Linked DNA regions of Homo sapiens: regions 1 and 2 are each linked to region 3. The links are chromatin contacts, found by Hi-C or POLR2A ChIA-PET in ENCODE. All regions are on one chromosome and are shown on one strand. Each heading gives the region's core, a stretch centred on a gene start or an enhancer-like site at or near the end of the contact. The rest is flanking DNA. Distances are from core to core; before and after follow the strand shown. Region 1 has its middle 21 kb from the start of DGCR6L. Region 2 holds the start of SEPT5-GP1BB (SEPT5-GP1BB readthrough). Region 3 holds the start of ARVCF (ARVCF delta catenin family member).

The links. Hi-C counts contacts between places; a loop is a spot of excess contacts on that map. ChIA-PET counts read pairs that join two places held with the same protein, here RNA polymerase II (POLR2A). Pooled maps may share reads with other maps.
Region 1: a loop to region 3 is called in a map of naive thymus-derived CD4-positive, alpha-beta T cell, with 17 times the contacts of the local background. The contact joins the enhancer-like site here to the promoter of ARVCF in region 3. A Hi-C loop is called at or near these places in 2 of 168 maps with a recorded cell type or tissue (CD8-positive, alpha-beta T cell and naive thymus-derived CD4-positive, alpha-beta T cell) and 7 of 50 pooled maps.
Region 2: a loop to region 3 is called in a pooled map, with 2.6 times the contacts of the local background. The contact joins the promoter of SEPT5-GP1BB here to the promoter of ARVCF in region 3. A Hi-C loop is called at or near these places in 1 of 37 single-sample maps with no recorded cell type and 7 of 50 pooled maps. POLR2A ChIA-PET finds 5 or more read pairs at or near these places in 1 of 52 experiments (activated B cell).

What each region holds. Positions count from the first base shown.
Region 1 is chr22:20,297,805-20,301,011 of GRCh38, reverse strand. It overlaps the pseudogene PRODHLP. Among named protein-coding and RNA genes, the nearest start is that of DGCR6L, 21 kb to the left of the region's middle. RefSeq lists silencers at 1,021-1,330, 1,401-1,540, 1,561-1,740, 1,781-2,050 and an enhancer at 2,504-3,005. Within about 2 kb of position 1,916, at least 5 of the 41 ENCODE cell types and tissues checked have a DNase peak (open chromatin) inside an H3K27ac peak, as active enhancers do.
Region 2 is chr22:19,715,534-19,718,602 of GRCh38, reverse strand. It overlaps SEPT5-GP1BB (SEPT5-GP1BB readthrough), which reads right to left and starts at 1,383. Exons shown (of 12, transcript NR_037611.1): 1 at 1-1,383. The region is part of intron 2 of SEPTIN5 (septin 5); the gene reads right to left. RefSeq lists silencers at 1-164, 141-320, 331-750 and enhancers at 166-806, 807-1,448.
Region 3 is chr22:20,015,096-20,018,144 of GRCh38, reverse strand. It overlaps ARVCF (ARVCF delta catenin family member), which reads left to right and starts at 1,322. Exons shown (of 20, transcript NM_001670.3): 1 at 1,322-1,556. It also overlaps a transcript of TANGO2 not described here. RefSeq lists a silencer at 1,031-1,430.

The sequences.
Region 1 (3,207 bases), core at 667-3,166, 280 kb before region 3:
GTCCCTTCTCGCCCTCCTGTCTCCTTGGCCGGGGCTCTCTATGGCCAAAACTTGACCTTAAGACATCCTTGTGTGCACAAGCACAGCAGTGCCCTCCCAGAGCCCTCCATCTGTCCAGTTCAGCTCCTTCTTCCTCCACCATCCTCCGCACTCCCGCCACCACGGGTCCTAGGCTGACCTTGGCGCTCCCCATGGGATTCGGGCCAACAGCATCTGACTCTGAGTTCGTGGATCCCTGCCCTCACCTCGCACCCGCCGAGGCCTCACCTAAGCTCAAGTGTGGCTCGGTGCTTCTCATCTCACACCGTCCCCCGCCTTCCCCCGCCTCCTGTTGAGGCCAGGGGTGCAGCCCCCGACCTCTGTACAGTCTCACCTGAGAAATCAACACCACCAGATACCCTGGCGCCAAAAAGCGGAACCTTGCAAACTCTTCCCAGGGTCACCTGGAGATAACCGTCATCTCTAGTACCCCTAGGCTGATGCGGCTAAAACAGTGTTCTGCTTGTTGCCCCCCACCACCGCCACCAAAAGCCCTGACACTTTTTAAAGTTACCATGGGTGAGTTCAAAGCTGGGCGTTTGAGGGGCTTCCCATTTTTCCCCAACAGTGTTCTCAGAGTGGCCGTGTCTGGGAAGCGGCTGGGTCCCGGGGATTGAACTCTGGGGTTCCAGGCTATGAGCCCTACACCAGGCTTCTCTTGTGTCAACATGAAGAATACTCCATTTTAAATTCCAAGTGATAACTCTGTATTCCCACAAGTGGTATATATCGTAAATATTAAAACGACCATTGTTTTTAGTTGGTAGACATCGAGAAGTAGGAAAATTCGCGATATCAGAAAGGGACTGCAGGAAACGCCTCCCTTCCTGGCTTCCCTTGCTCCAGGAGATGCTTGGGAGGCACCCGTTTCACGCCAGGAAACTCCGTAAAGGCTCCCGGGACGGGCAGAAGCCCCGCGCCCCGGCTGCACCCCGCGCACCTGCTCGTGGCGCGCCAGCAGCGCGGGCCAGGCGCAGAAGCGCAGCACCAGCAGGCTGCGCGCCAGCTCCCAGGTTCGCCAGCTGCAGTACGCCTCCTACGCGTTGCCGAAGTCCACGGCGGGCACCAGCGGCCGCACTGCCCTGGCCGACCCACGTCCTGGCACGGCCCCTGGGCCCGCGGCGGGCTGCTCGCTGGCGGCCGGCGCCGTGGACAGCGGCGCGAAGCGGGGAATGTAGGGGCGCAGCGCGGGCAAGACGCGCCGCAGAGCCATGGCGGGACGCCGGTACCCGCCCGGGCCGCTTAAGTATGCGCTATTGGTCCCGCCCCGCCCCTCCCCGCCCCGCATGCCCCCTAGCCGCGCTCTCTCCTTAGAAGTCCCACGCTCCGAGCCGCGCCCACTCCTCGGGAGACACCGCCCCATCCCAGGGGCCCCGCCCCTCCCTAGCATCTGCACCCGCTCCTCTTGAGGCCCCGCCCCGCCCGCCGTAGGGCCCACGCCTTCTCCACGTGAGTCCCTCGCCCCGCGCTCCAAGCAGCTCCCTTTCCTCAGCAGACGCCGGTCCACCCTACGACCCCAGCTCTCACCTCTGGAGAACCCATCCCGAAGTCCCAACCCCACCCCTGAGGCCCCGCCCCAACCCGAGGCCCGGCCGGCTCCGGTGGTCATACTCCAGAACACCAGCGCTTCTTCCTCAAGGGTTCTGGCACGCCCCAGGACCCACCGCCCCTTCTCCTCTTGAGGCCGCGCCCCGCGCTCCCAGCCGCGCCCGCTCCTCGAGAGGACCCGACCCGCCTTCCCAGCCGCGCCCGCTCCTCGGGAGGACCGGCTCCGCGCCCCCATTCCGTGGGAAGCCCTGCCTCACACTCCCAGTCTCGCCCTCTCCTCGGAAGGCCCCGCCCCGCGCTCCCAGCCGCGCCCTCTCCTCGGGAGGTTCCGCCCCGCGCGCTGCAGACCTCTGTGCGTCCACAGCAGGCCCCGCCCACCGGGCCGTGGCCACACCCCCGCGAGAGACCCGGTCCCCGGGGCTACCCGCCCTGAGCTCCGCCTTCCTCACAGGAGACCCGCCCCATTGGGAGCGGGACCCCTGACCAGGCTTGCGGTCTCCCCACCACACCGGGTTTCCCAGGTCCCCAGGCCAGCCAGGTGGGTCCGGAGCCCGCCGATCAGCGCAGCCGCACACCTGGGTTCCTCCCTGGTCCTTGAGCCGCGTGGACCCACAGCTGAGGCCGGATCGGCTGAGAATCCAGCCCTCAAAGTGGGTCCGCTTCTCCTCTGGTCTAAATGGGCGTATGGGAAGCCGTCCTCTCCCTCCCACCCCTCAGGCCTCTTAGGGGCTTGCCCCGCGCTCCTCTCCTGTCCTCCCAGTCCCACCGCCCACCCAAGGGCAAATGCGGACCACTAGGCCCCCTCGGAACCTGTGCAGCCCTGTGGTTCTTCCCTTCCCTTGCCACCCAACAAGAGTCCGCTGGCCACACCGCCTCCCCTGCAGGCCCGGCCTCAGTGCCGCCCGCCCGTGGGCCACCTCTAGAGCACCTACCCTCTCGCGGCCCCTTTGCCTCAATGCCCCTCCCAGATGTCACTTTCTTGGTGGAACCGCCCCTGGCGGCCTGCCGTAGTGCACCCCTCCCCATCACTCACCGCTGGGCCCCTCGTCACCTCACGATATTCCTGCACCCCACAGACGCTGGGTCTGGCTCCAGCCTCCTCCCACCTCACCCACCTGCTTCTCCCTGTGCACCTTGCACCTGCTGGAAAGAGCAGGAGGTACCTTGCACTCCCTGACCTGTTCTGCAATGTTGAAATTTGAGGCTGAATAATTTCCTTGTGGGAGCTGCCCTGTGCATTGCAGGTTGTGTATCAGCATCCCTGGCCTCCAGGAACCAGAGGCCTGTAGTACACACACACACAGACATACACAGTCGGGACAGCCGTAAATGTCTCCAGACATTGCCAGGTGCCCCTGGGGGACACCATCACCACCACTCGAGAGAGAGAGAGGCTTCCTGATGAATGGAGCAACAGTTTTTCTGCTCCTCTTCCTCCTGCCGGCACCACAGAGCAAAGGGGAGAGACAAAAGGAGTGGATGAATCCAGGCTCATTTTGCTGGAGAGAGGCTAGCCTCGGCAGCCGGCCATAGCCACCAGTCTCCCCTTCCTGAGGACCATCCCTCCTCCTGTGGCCCCTGTCCACACCTATCACGCCTTTCTCCCCAGCACCTGTCATG
Region 2 (3,069 bases), core at 134-2,633, 300 kb after region 3:
AAGTGAGGCCTGGACAGGGCACGTCGCCTACCCGGGGGATCGTCGACCCCCGAGGCCGACCGAGCCATCCCCCTGACTGGGCGAACTGGCCCCAAGCTGTGGCGGCGTCGCAGTCCGGGCAGGCCCCGCTCCCGCACCCGAGCCAGAGGCGGGGCGTCGCAGGCGCCCGCGGAGCGCGCGGCGGGGGGCGGCAGAGACGGCCCCGCCCGCCGTCGCCGGGAAACGGTCGCCTGGAAATTGGGCCGCGGGCGGAGCCACCCGAAAGCGGCTGCGGAGGGCAGGGCTGAGCCGAGGCGCGGTCGGGCCATGGCTCGCGTGGACCGGGAGCCCTGCCGCGCCCCCGGGGCCTCAGTCCGGGCTCCAGGACAGCAGGAGGGGACGACCGGGTCCTGCACGCGGGCCGGGGCGGGCCGGGAGTCGGTAGCCACCGCGCGTCCCGCCCCCAAGAGGTGCTGCGCGGCTTCCGCCCGCCAGAGGGCGCCGGAGGCCGCTCCCGGGACCCACGCGCAACAGCGCGGGTACCCGCCCAGTTCAGGGCCCGCCGTCTTCTCGCAGACTTGCCCGAAAACCTCCCGGCGGCGTCTCGACGCCCCAAGTGCCCACAGACACGCCGCGCCCTGCACCCCTCCCCAGCCCTGCTTGGGGCTGACCTCCCCCGTGCGTGCGTGCGTGCGTGCGCGCGTTTGTGTGTGCGCGTCCGTGCGGGTGTGTGTGTGTAATGTGTGTGTGTGTAATGCCTGCGTGTGTGCGCGTGTATACATGCGTGTATGCGTGTGTGTGTACGTGTGTGCATGCATTGGGTATGTGCGTGTGCGCGGGTGTGTGCATGTGTGTTTGGTGGACTCTTTCCCAAGACATTCGGGGGACCGGAGGAGGGCAGAGCCCACCTTTTCTGAAGTCCAGCCTGCCTGTCCCCTAGGAGGCTTAGGGTGGACAGAAGGGAAGGGAAGGGAAAGGAAGGGTGCAGGCTGCCGGAGTACTGGAGGTCCCTGCAAAACTTGGAAGCCCCCGCCAGCCTGCTGAATAAACGCCGGCCACCCATGCGCTGCCCTGCAGCCCTCAGGTGGCCCTGCCCTCAGAGACAGGGGTGGGGGTGGGATGGGACCCATCTCCCACGTGCTTCTGTGGACATTCCCTTGCCCTCTGAGCATCCTCACCAGCTCTGACCCACAGGATTGGAGGGACTGGGAGCTCCTGCCAGCCGGGCCTCCCTCCCATGTGGCTACTCCAGGGACTGCGGGGGTCTCCCGAGCTCCGCTCTGTGGGCCACCCACCTCCATGACCCCAGTAGAATCCCAACAGGCAAGCCCAGCGGAGCAGGACATGGGGCCTGGAAAGGTTCCAGGGTAGGACTGGTCAGGCCAAGCCCCTGCACATTAGAACATTAGAAGCTGGAGGCCCCAACCCCACCCCACCCCACCCGCCACCAGCCCTCCCTTAGGCTCTCCTGGCTGAGAGACCTCCTCCACTTCCTGTCCAGGCCCTGGTCCTGTTGTGGGGCCTGGACCACTGGCACCTGGGGAGGAGGGGCAGGCCCACAGCTGGGAACAGGAGAGCCTTTCATCCCAGGGAAAGGGGGCAGCTCCAGGCCCCCCAGCTCTACCAGTGCATCCCTCAGTCCTTGCTGCCAGAAAGCCTCCTCACTGGCCCCAGCCTTCCATGGCCCTGACCTGCAGGAAGCCTCTAGGCTGAGTCCCACCCAGTTTCCAACTGAGGGTCCACACCTCGAAGCCCAGCACCCACCCAGACAGGCTGGCATCTCAGGCCCAGGGCATCTCCAGGAAGACAGACAGCCCTGGGCCTAGGCCTCAGGCTAGGAGGTGTCTAACAGAGTGTGTGGCTCTCAGACTGCCTGCCTCAGTTTCCCCATTGGTAAGGCACAGCCTCTGGGGAGGCCCAGGTCAGGAGGGCAAGAATCTCACTCTCAGCGTTCAACCCACCTGCCCTGCCACCCACTGGGGCCCAGTCAGGGCCTGTGGATTCCCTGGGGGAGCCTCAAGGAAGGGGCCGTACCTGCCACCCCCTTTCTCTGGTCCCCAAGTGACAAAAGATACTCCCAGGGCTTCCTGAGCCATATGACACAGCTGCGCCCATCTCCTCCCAATGCCTGAGCCTCTCTGGCACTTCCATTCTTAGAATCACCCGAGTCAGCTCTGGGAGCAGCAGCCAGGGCCAAGAGATCACCGGTGCTGCCTGTGAGGAGGTGGGGGCACAGAGCGTAGTGACGGAACTCCCCCAATGCCTCTACAGCCCCCTTTCAAAGAGCAAAAAGAATGCTTGGACAGGCTGAGGCTCAGCAACGGTGGTAGCAGGGAAGCTGCCATGTGCTTCCAGCTCCCCCAGACCCACTGGTCACCCAGACACCTGGCCTGGCTCCTGCTCCGGGGCTCCCTTCCTTGGCCACACAGTGCCTTCTTCCTCTGGGCTTGGAGGCCTGGGAGGCCTGGGATGGGGTGAGGTGGACTCCCGGTTGACCTCAAACGATGGGCACCTCAGCAGGAGGGGGTCCCCACCCTGCAGTAATGGGCAAGAGAACCTGGCTGCACCCAACAGCAGTGGCTGGAGCCCAGGGTCTCAGAGTGCCCTTGGGTCAAGCTGGGGACACCTGCAGGCACAGGAGAAGCCTCAGGGGCCTGGCCTCCTGGCTTTCCCAGCCTCAGTTCCTTCCATTTCCCTCAAACAGTAGCCTGACGCATGTGTCCCTGCATCTCAGGCTTTGTCTGACCTGCTGTGATGGGGAGGCAGCTCCCAGCCTGGCTCCCCAAGGGGCCCCTCCCAGAGAGCCTCATCCACCTCTGGGTGGGGTGTGTCCCTTCCAGGAGAATGGCACTGGTCAGCCAGTGACTCCCCCAGCTCCTGGCCCCCCTGCCCGCCCTCCTGCCCTGCCTGCTGCACCCTGGGCCAGGACTCTGGAGTTCCACTCAGCATCCATGGCTCCTGAGAAACTCCATCCCTGATGGGGGCTGCCAGTGCCACCCTGGTGCCAGAATTGGGCTCTTCTTTTTTCCTCCAAAGATGGCTGAGCTCAAGCCAGAGAGGACACCAGCAGGCTTTCCCCAGCCCCCCCAG
Region 3 (3,049 bases), core at 73-2,572:
ACCCAGCGGTGGTCCCAGCAGTGAGTTCTTGCCTTGGGCCATTTCATTTTCTTTGTCCTGGCCAAGGAATGATTGGATGAACACACTGGACTCCCAATATGGGTGGATAAGACAAGAGTGTCTGGTCACACCCCTCCACCACTCATAAGCATGGTTGTGGGCAGTTTGGTTCCCCAGGCGGCCTTGGAGAATGCAATGAGCCGAGGAACTGGTCATCTCCAGGTGCATCCAGGGCAGGAAAGGATGACAGCATGCGTGAGCCAGGGTCACTGGCTAAGAAGTCATCTCAGGACCTCCCCCTAGAAAAGCCCACTGGGCAGCATCCCTGCTGGTTCCCCCCTACACCACAAGGTTACGCAGAGCTGGCGGAGGGTCATGGTCCCACTCATGTCAGGTGCTCTTAATCTGGCAAGGAAATGTAACCTACGTGAATCTCAACAGGCAGTGAAGCACCGTTTCTTCCTGACTCCAGGTAGGGTGAAGAAAATGGGACAGTAGTACGGGGTGCGGGCATAAACGCACAACTCTGCCTCCCCAGACGCAGAGCTGTGGGGCTGTGAGAATGCCAGGAGGAGGTAAGAAAGGGCGGCCCCATGGGGGGCCTGCAGGGTGGGACAAGCCCAAGAGGTCTCTACATCCAGGCCTGGTGGGGGAGGTGAGCCCCTGGTTTACCGAGGGGGTCCCTTCCTGCCCTCGGAAATACTGCAGCTCCTACCTCCATCGTCTCCCCGCTGCGGGGACCCAGGGGCGTGAGGATGAGAGAGCCCCCAGGCCCCAGGGTCAGACGACTGTGTTCAAGCAAGTGAGAACCTCTCTGAGGCTGTTTCCCAACTGTAAAATGGGGATAGCAGCAGAACTCTCTCTCGCGGCTTGCGTGAAGAATACAATTCGATGTCGACAGGAGGGAGCGGCGCGCAGCGCGCAGCGAGTAGCAGGCGCTGAAGAAGGATACCTGTGAACTGGGAGTGGTGGCGGAGGCTACGCGGCCAGAGTCCGGGGAAGGGGCGCCGGCTCTGCCAGTCCCTGCTCGGGGCTGGATGGTCGGGGGATGTTCTCGTAAGTCGGCTGGGAGGGAGCGGTCCCGCGTACCCTGCCACCGCCGCCGCAGAGGTTCGGGCAGGTGCGGGGCCGCGGCCCCTCCGCGAGGGGGCCGGTCATCCGCCGGGACTGACATCCCGGAGGCCCAATGGCAAGCCGTCATCTCCGCGCATCCGCCCAATCGGCGCCGGTTGCCGTGCCGCGCCGGGTCTCTCGACCAATGGGAAAATTTGCTGTCAGATGGGGCGGGGCGGAGATTCGCGTCGCCGGCCCGGTCCGCTTTGCGCACGGGCCGCGTGAGGGCGGGAGGGCTGGCCCGGGGTCTCGGGTTGCGCGCTGGGCCTGGAGGGAGGGGGCGGCCCCCGCACCGGTCCGAGTTGCGGCCGCGTGGACTGCGACCCGCGCCGCGCCGCACCGCGCCGCGCCCTGGGAACGCCGCTCCCCGCGCGCCAACGGACCCGGGGAAGCCCTTCTGGGGTCCGAGGCCGCGCTGCGGGGCCGCCCACGCTGCGCTCCAGGTAAGCCTGAGCCAGTGGGCGGGGTGTGGGACCCGGGGCTGGGGCCTCGGGTCGGAGCCGGGACTGGGGGCGGGGCTGCAGATATGGGACGCATTCCGGGCAGCGGTCCGGACAGGGTCCTATCCCTGGAGTCGAGATCCGGGCGAGGGTCTGGGCCGGACGTCGGAGCCAATCTCCGCCCCACCCGCGTCTTGTCCGCGCGCTCTGCGGCGTCCGAGACCCCGGGCCGGCGGGGGCGGGTCTCTTTGTGCGTGGCCTTGGGGCCCTACCCTACCCGTCCGGGCGTCTTGCACTGAGCACTCCAGCCGAGCGCGGCCCGACCCCGCAGCCGTGCCCGCCCCGCGCGACGCTTGGCGCCTAGCTGCCAGGGCCCTGCAGCCGCCGAAACTTTCCAACAGCCCGAGGGGCGGCAGGCCGGGAACTTTCCTGGGGCAGCGCGCCGCCGGGAAGCTCAGGGGCACCGACGGCCCGGAGGTGTCCTCGCGCCGCGCTGCTCCTGCCGCCTCGGGGGTGAGAGAGGGCGCGCCACCCGGACCCCCGGCCTGGGTCCCCCTCCCCACGCCGCCCTGCGCCCCCTCGGTGCCGGTGCGGAGACATGTCATCTCCACTCTGAGGGAGACTGCTCGGTTTGCTGGGGAGTCGCCCTGGGCAGGTGGCCTGAGAGCTCCAGCCTATTTTAATTTTTAAATAATTAAATATTGGCTGCTTACAATATTTCACCGTTTCTTAGCTATGTGTAATGTAACATACTTAAAATGGAACTAAAGGACTTCAGCTCCCTTTCCCTACATCCAGGCATATTTAGAAATAAGGAAAAGAAAGGTGCCCCGTGGGTATTTTTTAGAGTAGGCTCTTAATGCTGCTGTCTAATAACCTCAGGTGAGTACCCAGGCTGCTGTGGGGGAAACCTCCCCTATGGTATGGGCCAGGGGGGTGCAGTGGGAGCCTCCACCTCTCCCGACCTTAGCTTCTCTGGGGTAGCTGCCTTTACTTCTTCCTACTTCTTAACTACTGCCTTATCTGCCTTTACTCTGGGATCTGGGCGGTGTTTAGAGGTCTGGTCCAAACAAGGCAGGTGTTACCTATCTTGTACTCACTCTATTGGAGCTGGGATGGTGCTGAATGCAGGGGGGCAGTCAGCGCTCTCTTGCCCGGTGTGCCATGCCAGTGGCCGGTCAGCTCCTAAGCAGGTGATCCAGGCCTTAGATCAGGCGACAGTGTGAGCCGCAGCGTGTCTGGGAAGGCATTTCCCCCAGTCTTGCCCCATCCTATCCGCAATGTCTGCTCCCAGCTGTCCCCTGTCCCCACCCTACCCCCATTCTGGGGTCCACCAGCGCCCAGCAGAGGACTGGGCACAGAACATTCGCTAAGGGACTCAAGTCCCAGCTGAGAGGGTAGTTGAGCACAGCCAAGCCAGCCCCTGCCCAGCTCTTGGCTGAGCTGCCCTGTCAGGCTTTTCAGCATAAACACAAGGACCTTCTGACCAAGGTTCC